2 separate regions of the Homo sapiens genome follow, and region 1 is linked to region 2. The links are chromatin loops, found by intact Hi-C in ENCODE. Cell type or tissue: heart left ventricle. All regions are shown on one strand. Links, peaks and the distances in the headings refer to the core of each region. The heading gives the core; the rest is flanking DNA.

Region 1 (5,387 bases), core at 299-5,298, 200 kb after region 2:
CCAAGCACAGAAAAACACATATTGTATGTTCTCACTCATACGTGCAAGCTAAAAAAGTGAATCTCCTGGAATTAGAGATTGGTGGTTACTAGAGGCCCGGAAGGGGAAGGGGGAAGATGATAAGGGAAAAAAAGATTATAAATGTATTTACTATCACTGAACAGTACACTTTGAAATGGTAAAGATGACAAATTGCATATGGATATTTTCCCTGAATAAAAAAAAATAAAATTTAAGTGGAGTCAAGAGAAGGAGAAAGGAGCAGATATAATGACATAAGTCCCTGAATTCAGCTGTGTCTTAAGTCCATTCTTGTACATCCAGTTACATGAGTCAACAAATTATTTTTCTCCAAAACAAAAACAAGAAACAAGCAAACAAAAAAGGATCCATTTTGGCTAAAAAAAATCTATAGGCAAAATGTTGTTCATTATGTTCTTAAACTTTCTTTTTTAATTTCCACATCACCTATGGTTATGCTGTTTTGTTCACCCAAGCAACTTCTATTTGTGCCTTCTCTCCTTTTTTGATTGTTCTTCCCAGAGGAAGACTGTTAATTTTATTAATCTTTTCAAAAATACAACAGTTATCTTTCTTGAGTCTTTCTGTGGTATCTTTATTTACTTTTTCATTAATATATGCTATCTTTATTATAATCTTCCTCCTTGTTGAAGAAATTTGTTTTGCTACTATTTTTCTAATGTCTTAAGTTGCATGCTTAGTTCTTTAATTTTTAGCCTTTCTTCTTTTTTTAATATATACATTCATGGCTGTCCATTTTCTTCAAAGCGTTGTTTTGATGCATCTTATAAATTATTTGTTGTATATTCATTATTGCTCAATATTTTGTTTTTCACTATAATTTTTGCTTTAATCCATAAATTACATAAAGTATGTTCCAAAATTTCCTAAGACTGCTGGTGCAGTGATCTGTGAATGTCTGTTGGACCAATAACACAATTAGTGTTATTAAAATTTTCTATATCCTTTTTGATTTTTTAACTGCTGTATTAATTACTGAGAAAACTAGATTAAAATCTCCCACTCACCTACCAGATATGTCTGGCATGGTTGTCTCTTTACAGTTCTGTCAACTTTTGTTTTATGTATTTTAAAATGATATTAGTGTATATCAGTTTAAGTTTTTATATCTCCCTGGTGAATCGAAACTTTATTGTTATGTAGAAACCCTCTTCATCTCTAATACTCTTTTTCTTGAAGCCTCTTCTGTCTGACTTAATTTTGCTACATCATCTTTTTCTAATCATGTGGACTTTATTACAGTCTATGCTAAGAAATTGAAAATGGGTGACCATGTTCTGACCTCTTTGTTCAAGAGGCCCAAATGACTCCAGCCACATTTTTTTTTCCTTGATAGAATATGATAGCTTCTGAATTACTTACAGGTGGATTCTCCTTGCAGACAGCCTCCAGATAATCATATCTGCCATAACAGCAACATGGCAGGCTTTCCCACTCGGTGGTCCTACAAGCAGCCATAATAGCTTCTGTTCAGTGGCCCTATAAACTACTATATATCAATATGGGCATTGCTCCTTTATCTCTGGTGGCTAAATTGTTATTATCTGAAAGTTTGATTGACAGGATTCCATCTGCCCTGAGCACTGAGGCCCCAAAAAGGATCCTATAGTAACAATTACTTTTTATCCATTAAAACATACAAATAACCACTTCAAAAATGTCTTCAGTTGCAACAGTATCCTTTTACCAACTCATTTATCAAGTTCATTATCAACATGAATCTACTAACCTTACTTAAATAAGATTGCTACCATAGCTGATTAAACGAATGTGTTAGAAGACAGTTAAATGAACTTGAAGTTGGATATCAAAGAGCTTTTATTTTAATCATGCATCTGTGCATGATGGGCATGATGGCATACTGTGGGTATGAGACATGACAGAGATGACACCATAAAGTGGAAGGCAAAAGTATGCTTTAAAATCAAGCCTCAGTTGTGTTATTTGGCAGCTATGTAACCTTGGGCACGTCAATTAATCTGCCTTGCCCTAGATTTCTTCTTCTATAACATAGAGATACAAAGATCTACCTCAAAAGGTTGGTGTGGGGACTAAATTAAAATTTAAAGTATGTGAAAAAAATAGGTACTCAATAAATAAGTGTTCTCTTCACATTTCCTCCTAGTCTAGAGGAAAGAGCCATCTTGAAAGCACTGATCTAATTGAGCTGATGTCTGTCAAATGAAAATCCAGGCCCTTTTTTTTTTTGAAGAATCAGTCTTCTCCTACTACCCAGCAAACCAGTGGACCCAAAAGTTGAAACAAACTGATGACAGACAACAAGCATGAAGATGGCATATTTGATGGCACTTTGGTTCTTTTTCCCAGAAGGCTTATACAGTGACTTAGTCGGGAAGCTTTCCAGCTTCCAGCTCTTGAATGTGAAGTGTCATTGGCATGTCTGGCAGTAGTCTCTCATTCACTCCTCAATAAACAACATTGAATACAAAAGAGGCTGTGTAAAAACTCAAAAAAAAAAAAAGAATCAGTCTTCTAATAATGAACCAGTTTCACCCCTTTTCTAGCTTTACTGGATTCAAATCCACACCATCTCTAAGCGGAACACGGAACTGAGTTAAAGACCAAAGTCTTACAATGTCCATAGGATTGAACTATAAAATGAAACTTTTATCATCAGATTTTAAGTAACAAAACTCTGCTGGTATTCCTCCATGTTAAATAAATTCCATGCACACATTTTGGAATTGTTAAAGCTAAAATCTAATAATTATTACATAGCCCAAAACCTCCTAGAGAGTTTTAAAGCTAGAATTCAGATGTTAGAGAGCAGCACCTGGTGGCAAGTTGTGATACTGGAGTCCACTGAGTCATTTAAGAAGTCAAACCACTGTGGCCACTGAAAATTCCAGTGACCCAGAAGCAGTTCTACATTCAGAGAGCAATCTTCCTTCCCATCTCTCTGTCACCCATTCCTGCCCCCTCCCCACCGACCGTGGAATCACCAAGACCCATCAATTTGCCTCCCAAGCAGCTCACAGAGTCTTCCATGTTTCATCCCCATGCTCACTGCCCCAGTACAGGCCACCATCTTTTATTGCCTGGATTCCAGGAACAGCCTCCTAGGTGACTTCCCAGATTCCAACCTATGCTCCACACAGCAACCACATGGCCCTTTTTATACAACACCGTCACGATCACGTCACTCCTTGTCCAGTAGTTCCTTGATGCCTTCAGAATAGAGAGGTAAGTATTTTATTACAGAATTACCAGATTCTTCTCTTCACCATGGGGCCTTTCTTCCCTCCCAGCATCATCTGTCTACACAGCCTCCCTCCACTCTGAGTGTCGCTCAGCTCCCGTCATGTCACACACCCCTGCTCTATTGCTCTTACCTCCCTGTCTTCACACTGCTGTTCCTATTGCCAGAAGCCTCTTCGCCCCTGTTCTACTCTTCCATTTAACTCTTCCTCATCCTTCAAGCTCAGCTTAGCTTTCATTCCTCTGGGAAGATTCTTTTGACCACTCTAAAATGGATTAGCTTCCCTCGCTCTGAATTCACACAGTAACTGTCCTTCCGCTATCAAAGCAGTGGTTTGTCTGCCACCACTTCTAGACTGTAAGCTTTGTGAAGACAAGACCCATGACTATTTTGTTCATCCTTGTAGCTTCAACACTTAACATAGTACCTCAGCAGGAACTTAATATTTGTTAAAGTATTAGATTGAATTGAAATATAGTATATATTCAGTTGGACCATACAAAATTGCCTTCTTTAAGGTAAAAACTGTCAACTATTGGCAATTATATATGTGCAACCTGATAGTTGCTACCAATATGGGAAAAGAAAGGTATCTTAACAATTTATATATATTCCTAATCAATAAATGTCTTTTTAAAAAATACAATCTTCTTGATTTTCCCTGAAATCCATTTTCCTAGCCATAGACACAGTTAGAAACCCATTAATTCAGAAAATGACCTTCAAAAGGAAAACCCAAAGACCTGTGCCAGCAGATCTTTAAAAACACAACAGACAATCAAAAGTTAACTTTCTGACCTTGGAGAGTGTTTTGGCTGATAAATGACACTGACCTTATCGTGCCAACCTGCTAATCATTCCCTGGACATGCATGCAAGGGAGCTAAATCTAGAACATTTTCCATTCTGCCAAATGCTCATTGCAGCTGTTACATTATCCATCATTCAATATTTCCCACAAGTGGACATTGCCACTCATTGTAACCAGCCCCAAAACTCTTGCCTCCATTTTAAAAGAGCAGTTCCAAAGAAACAAGCAGCGAGTTAAATAAATGCATCTGTGCTTCCACTGGAATCTGCTCGTACTTTCCAATAAACATGTTCAGTGAGATAGAACGGAATGGTGGGCTCCAGGACTAAAGGAAATCTGCCAAGCAGATGTTGCTTTTGTGCAGTTGACTATCCCTTAAAAGCTTCATATAAGACTAACAGAAAACAGGAGGCAAGGGTAAAGAGGTAATTTTCTTTAGCCTGTTTAGTGCTTTCTCCACTTTTATATGAAGAGATAGCCTGGTTTAATTTCCAGGTGCAATGGATACCTCACAAGCATTCAGTGATTTGAATAGTTTATGTATTACACATTCCATATAAAAATTCCATACAAGAGCTGGGTGCAGTGGCACATGCCTGTAGTCCCAGCTACTCAGGAGGTTGAAGCAGGAGGCTCGCTTGAGCCCAGAGTTCAAGTCCAGCTTCAGCAACATAGCGAGAGCCTGTCCCTTAAAAAAAAATCATATGTATTCTTGCTGAAATACACTGACTTGCTACTTCTACTTATTACTATTCTGGCTCAGAATGTCCTTTCTTACTTAACCTTTGTTTTCTGCATCGTATTGGCTCCCAAATAATTATATTTTATGCTAAAACTTCTCCCATTTTCTTCTCAGCTAGATGTGATTTGAGGCAAAGTGTTTAGAAAATCCATTTGCCTACAGCTTTGTTTTTGTTTATTTGAGGATGGCATTTTTAAATGCAATTTTAAATTTAGTAGTTTTGCCTCTTCTTGTTAAATTTTTTTTCTTGAGAAAAAAAAATGAGAAGTTTAAATCAATGTCCCACTGTATGCCAAACTAAAGATCCACAAATGTCTTGACTGTCTCTTCTCCTGCAGTCATCTCTCCTAATGTGAATATACAGTGTTTGAGGCAGGGAGAAATTTATCTCCTTCCAATGTATTAATTTGATATCTGTTTAAGACCTAGGCAAAACTATAATAGGTTGTTTAGAAATAGGCATGTTTTTGCCAGAAATCAAAATGCATAGTTGAAGAATATGGTATAATTTTGGTATTAAAAAAGGATCTATTCAATTATTACAACACAATTTCAGGGTAGTGGAAAAGTCAG
Region 2 (5,387 bases), core at 231-5,230:
CACTCAGTGTACCTGGCTTTAAAGATTAAAAACTAAATACATCAAAATACATACTTAAATAATGGAATGATGTATTTGAAGCACTCTATACATAGAGAGCACTCAAAAAATGGTCGCTGTTTCTTCATCTATAAGTTGGGGATAATAAAATACCCACCTCACAGATAGTGGTGGGGACCACATTAGTGAATGTGTAAGGAAATATACAAGCACGGCATCCAGTGCTTCATCAAAATCAAGAGACATTTACTATAGATGAGCAGGTGTGTGTGTGTGTACACACACATGTGTCTGCAAGAGTATGTTTAGTTTATTGTATTTTCCAAACCATCATACAGACTGGAAAAGAACTAACTTGTTACTTTGGGAAAGGCAGGAAATTAAAACGTCTAGCTTTGCCACATGTTTGATAGCCTATATGGTTGACATAGGCTAAAAACAAACTATGTAAGTAAGATAGTAAACATAGTAAAATTCCCTAGGAAGCTATGAAGTTGCAACCATCTAGTCTGTAAGGCAAGTTCATTTATTCTCATGGGTGTCTATCTCATAACTTTATCATCACACTCTGTAAGATTCATCACACTTTGGTTCCTCCTTCCTCGCTGTGAGATTCAGGCTTGCCCACCCTGGCTCCTAATCTCCTCACATAGTTTTCTTTTCCTAAGCTTTTCAATACAACACAAATTAAAAACGATGCATGAACATTTGCTTAATTTTAATTACAAAGTTTGAGATTTACTGCGACTTGAGATTGGCTTAAAGTCTTTTCAAACTATTAACAGGTCAGATATTCCTTCTAAAGCCCTCATCTTGAGAAGATAGAATTCCTCATTAACAGCAAGCATTCTTCTCTCAAACACGAGATAAATTAGATAGTTGATTGTTGTTGTCCGATGAAACAGTTCATCAGTAATGCCCATTGCTTGAAATATAGACCTGACCTGAATGAAATTATTATGGAAGACTTGAATACCTAGTTTTTTGGTGCTAATATGTAATAAAATAAATCTTGATTCACAGAGTTTTGAATTCTCTCTTTGCTTTTGTCCACCAACAGATATTCAAGTCATTATTGTAAGTTTAGCCACCATAGAATAGTCAGTATATGGACAAGATAATTTTCTTATTCTATTTTATCATTATTTTATTTCAAACTCATTTCTTTACTTTTTTTTTTTTTTTTTTTTTTTTTTTTTGAGACGGAGTCTCACTCTGTCACCCAGGGTGGAGTGCAGTGGCACAGTCTTGGCTCACCACAACCTCTGCCTCCCTGGTTCAAGTGATTCTCCTGCCTCAGCCTCCTGAATAACTGGAACTACAGGGACAGGCCACCACGCCCGGCTAATACTTTGTATTTTTAGTAGAGATGGGGTTTCACCGTGTTAGCCAGGATGGTCTCAATCTCCTGACCTCGTGATCCACCTGCCTCGGCCTCCCAAAGTGCTGTGATTACAGGCATGAGCCACCGTGCCCAGCCCTCAAACTCATTTCTGATCTGAAAATAATCTGCCACCTTCTCTGCATTTATATTGGGTATATATAAATTTGGCTATATGTTTAATAGGCCCAAAATAGCAGTGTCTTAAGACAGAAGTTCATTTCTTTCTAGTCATGAAAGCTGGTAGGACAGCCCTGTTTTGCAAATGCATTAAAAGATCTAGGCTCATCTGGATGTAGTGTCTCACACCTGTAGTCCTCACACTTTGGAAAACTGAGGCAGGATGGAAAACTTGAGACCAGGAGTTCAGGGCTGCAGTGAGCTATGATCATGCCACTGTACTCCAGCCTGGGCAACAGAGCAAAACCCCGTCACATGCAAAAAAAGACCCAGGTTCCAACAGCCTCAGGTTTCTGTTCTCATCTACCTGGTGCAAAGTAGCTCATCTTAATCCACATTTTGAGCAGCAGGATAAAGAAAGAGGGTGGGAAAAGGGGGAACATTATTCCCACCCGCTTTCAGGAGGTAAGAGTTTCAGAAGTCCAACACGTCTCTGCTCCTCATATCTCATTGGCCAGTGATTAGTCACATGGTCACACCTGGCTAAAAGGTAGGTTTGTAAATAAGAGTTTTTGTTCTAGAAGCCAGGTGCACAGCTAAAAACCAGTGGTTCTATTGTGGTAGAAAAAAGAGACTGAACATTGAATCTGAATTATTAGTCCCTGTCACAATTTTTTTTGAGAAATCTAGTGATAATTAAACAATTCTGCAAAGCATTTTCTCTCAGTAGGACTTTCTTGAGTTGGGAGAAAAAAAGTCAAACCTAGGGGAAAAAAATAAAGAATTACCATTGTGGATACAGGCAGGCCGATAAAATGAAAAGGTAAAAGAAAAAACTACTCCCAAAATTTTGAACTTCACAGATATCTTTCTTCAGTCTCTTTTTTGCCGTAACACTGAGTTTTCTAAAAGTCTGTTTATTCTTAAACATCAACGGGACATAAGTTCTTTTAATTTTTATTTTCACAGTTTGGGTGCTTGAGATTTTTTAAGGCAGATTTTTCCTGGAATTAGACAGTTCAGCAAACTTTAAGAGGCCAGATTTGCCTGGTTGAGTCTACAGAGAGGAAAGCTTGTGGTTAATCTGCTAGATTTAATATTAGTACTCTTCATTTGTATATATTACAGTCTGCCTACAACTATCAGGTACTTAACCTCATGATATATAACAACCTCTTGAAGTAAGAGCAGAAAACACAACTGCAGTTTTTCTAGCCCAGAGGCAGCTGGTAAATGTAAAGTACACTGGAGCAAAAGGCCTGGGCTCTGGCCTTGAACCTTCTTCCTGGCCATGTGGTCTTCAGCAAGCCAAGTAATCTCTCTGTAATCACTATCAATTTAATTGATTGTGACAGGTACAAGTGGAAATCTGGGTGCACGAGAACCTGATTTTCTTGTTGGATTAATGTCACATGGAGTCTAAAGGCACTATTGATTTAGATACTACAGGGAACCTGTACTCAAAGGGATGTGAATATTTTCTTAAAAGCAAATACAATAAAAACTGTTGTATTTGCCAACTGTCACAATTGGCACAACACCAACCTGGGTATCAGAAATATTTCCACCCCAAACTGCAATCCTTTCTGGCAGTAGGTGTCTCCCAAAGCCACAGGTTTGCTTTACTGCTTCCTCTTCCTGTGTTTTGTGATGGTTGGGGGAGAGTCTTAAAAGACCTTTTCAAAGATGAGTTTATTTAACTAGTCTCCTCTTTCTGTGTGAAGCCTGACAATTATTAAAAATGTTGATTCTATTTCTGAAGTTTTGTACTCCAAAAATGTGCATTAAAGAATAAAGTTATAAAATAGTAACTATTCAGGAGAGTAATCATTCACTAAACAAACGTTTATGAAGAGACAATTCTGTGCCAAGAAAATGGAAACTACCCACTAACGTAATCAAGGACCCCCCATTTTTCTAGGAAAAAAAGAATGAGTTATTTTTTAATTTTTTTTCTTCCTCTTTCCTCCTCTTCCCCTGTTCCCCACTTCCTACTTGGCTCTTTAGAAATGTAATTATAACCTTCTACCTTCCCTTCACCAGACACTCCCTACAAGGCAAGTTCATCTAACTGTGTGCTTAGAAGCTTCAGAGCTGAGACCTCTCCCACCAGGAGATTGCCTTGAGCAATTTACACTTAAAGTAAGCCTGCTATGAAACTCTTTCCCACTGGTAGAGCATCTTGAAACAATGGCCACTTTACAATCTAGTTCTGCCCTCAATGACGCCAGGCTGACCACTCGGTGGATAAGGCACGAAGTCACATAGATCCCCACCTGTTGCATCCCTCCCTGTGTGCCGTTCATGCCAAGTTCCCCTTTAAAAGCCCTTGCTTTCTGCCCCAGAAGAGAAGCAATACCTTTAAGGCAGGTAGCCTGTACTTCTTCCCCTAAGCTAGCTTTGGAATAAATAATTGCTTTGTTTTTAATTTTGTTCTTGTTTTTTTGTTTTGTTTTGTTTTTTGAGATAGGGTCACACTCTGTTGCCCAGACTCAGACTGGAGTGCAGTAGCATGATCATGGCTCACTGCAGCCTCGATCCATCTCCCGGGTTCACATGATCCTTCTGAGTATCTGGGACTACAGGTGCACACCATCACACCTGGCTTATTTATTTATTTATTTATTTATTTATTTATTTATTTTGGGTAGAGATGAGGTTTCACCATGTTGCCCAGGTTGCTCTTGAATTTCTAGCCTCAAGCAGTCTGCCCATCCTGGCCTCCTAAAATGCTCAAATTACAGGCATGAGGCACCGCACTGGCCAAAAGTCACTTTCTTTATGTCAGACCTTGCTGTTAATCGGACTGTGCAAGTAACAAGTGACTGAATCTGCATTTCTGTTACATTCATGGCTTAAAATACAGTAATATATAAGGCATTGACCATATTTTCAAAGACATGACAGCCCAGCAGGTGGGACCATCACATATACAGAGAGCTACAAATCGGAACAGATGTGTCATGATGAGGAAATTCTGCAAGAAGCGGCAATTAGCTGGCCTGGAGTGAGTGCTGGGTGGGTGGAGAAGGAGGGTCAAAGAAACAATATAATACGGTGGTTAGGAAAGCTTGGGCTCTGGGCTCAGAAAGACGGGAGTTGGGTTTAAGGCTTTGTTGTACAGTAGCTCGGTGACAGCAATTAACAATATTATAATGGTTAATAATCCTAATAATAATAATATGCTATCTGTATTTTAGTGTTCCTGAAGTACCATCAGCTTCTTAAAACACAATTATGATTCAGCTGGGTAACAAAGTTGTCTCATCTCTCTTTTAGTTTTAAATTTCCTACTAGAATGCCTCTGTCCCCGAACATCTCTGACAAGGTGCCAATGGCATCACTGAAATAAGAATAACTCAGATAGGTAAAGGGGTGACTGAAGATATTTCAAAATCCTACTTAAACCTTTTGCTGGTGAAAATATGCATGAAAGAGCTATTTTCACTATCATATGAAAAATCCTTTTTTGGCACATACTTTGAGGATTAAACAGAGATTAAACAGCTACCTTTTTTAACCTCCTGCCTACAGAAAGCTGACAGAAAATTTTAGGAATCACCAAATTAGGTTTGTACGTGGGTGCACAAAACCTGGGTTATTTTTCTTTGTCACAACAAAATCTGAGATGTCTTAAAGTGACCTCACAGGCTGTGAATGCCAGAACTTGAATGAAACGGAAGGATTTTGTCTTTAAACTTAACCTTGGAAGGAAAGAGAGTGCTTCTCAAGAATAAAGCCTGTCCTCATCAAATGGCTACTTCTCATTAAGCCAGGTGATGCCAGAGAAAAAACACAATAGAAAGTAAAATCGAGGCTGTAAACTTGTATTTAATCTTGTCAGTTCTTCATCCTCTGCCCACTCTTCAGAAAACCAGATGGACAA

The links. Peaks named below come from ENCODE experiments on the same cell type or tissue, not always from the same donor. Only the 100,000 strongest peaks of a DNase experiment are listed, where the experiment ranks them.
Region 1: it touches region 2 in a loop (4-fold over the local background); 4 of 110 quality-filtered maps call a loop at or near these places.

The regions. Positions count from the first base shown.
Region 1 is chr12:58,103,421-58,108,807 of GRCh38, reverse strand. No RefSeq gene overlaps it. Among named protein-coding and RNA genes, the nearest start is that of LINC02403, 18 kb to the right of the region's middle. In heart left ventricle, for the core only: a CTCF peak has its summit at 2,845 (motif pointing left); no DNase peak of the experiment used is centred there; H3K27ac peaks cover 2,606 bases.
Region 2 is chr12:58,300,274-58,305,660 of GRCh38, reverse strand. No RefSeq gene overlaps it. Among named protein-coding and RNA genes, the nearest start is that of LINC02403, 220 kb to the right of the region's middle. In heart left ventricle, for the core only: CTCF peaks have their summits at 2,858 and 3,062; no DNase peak of the experiment used is centred there.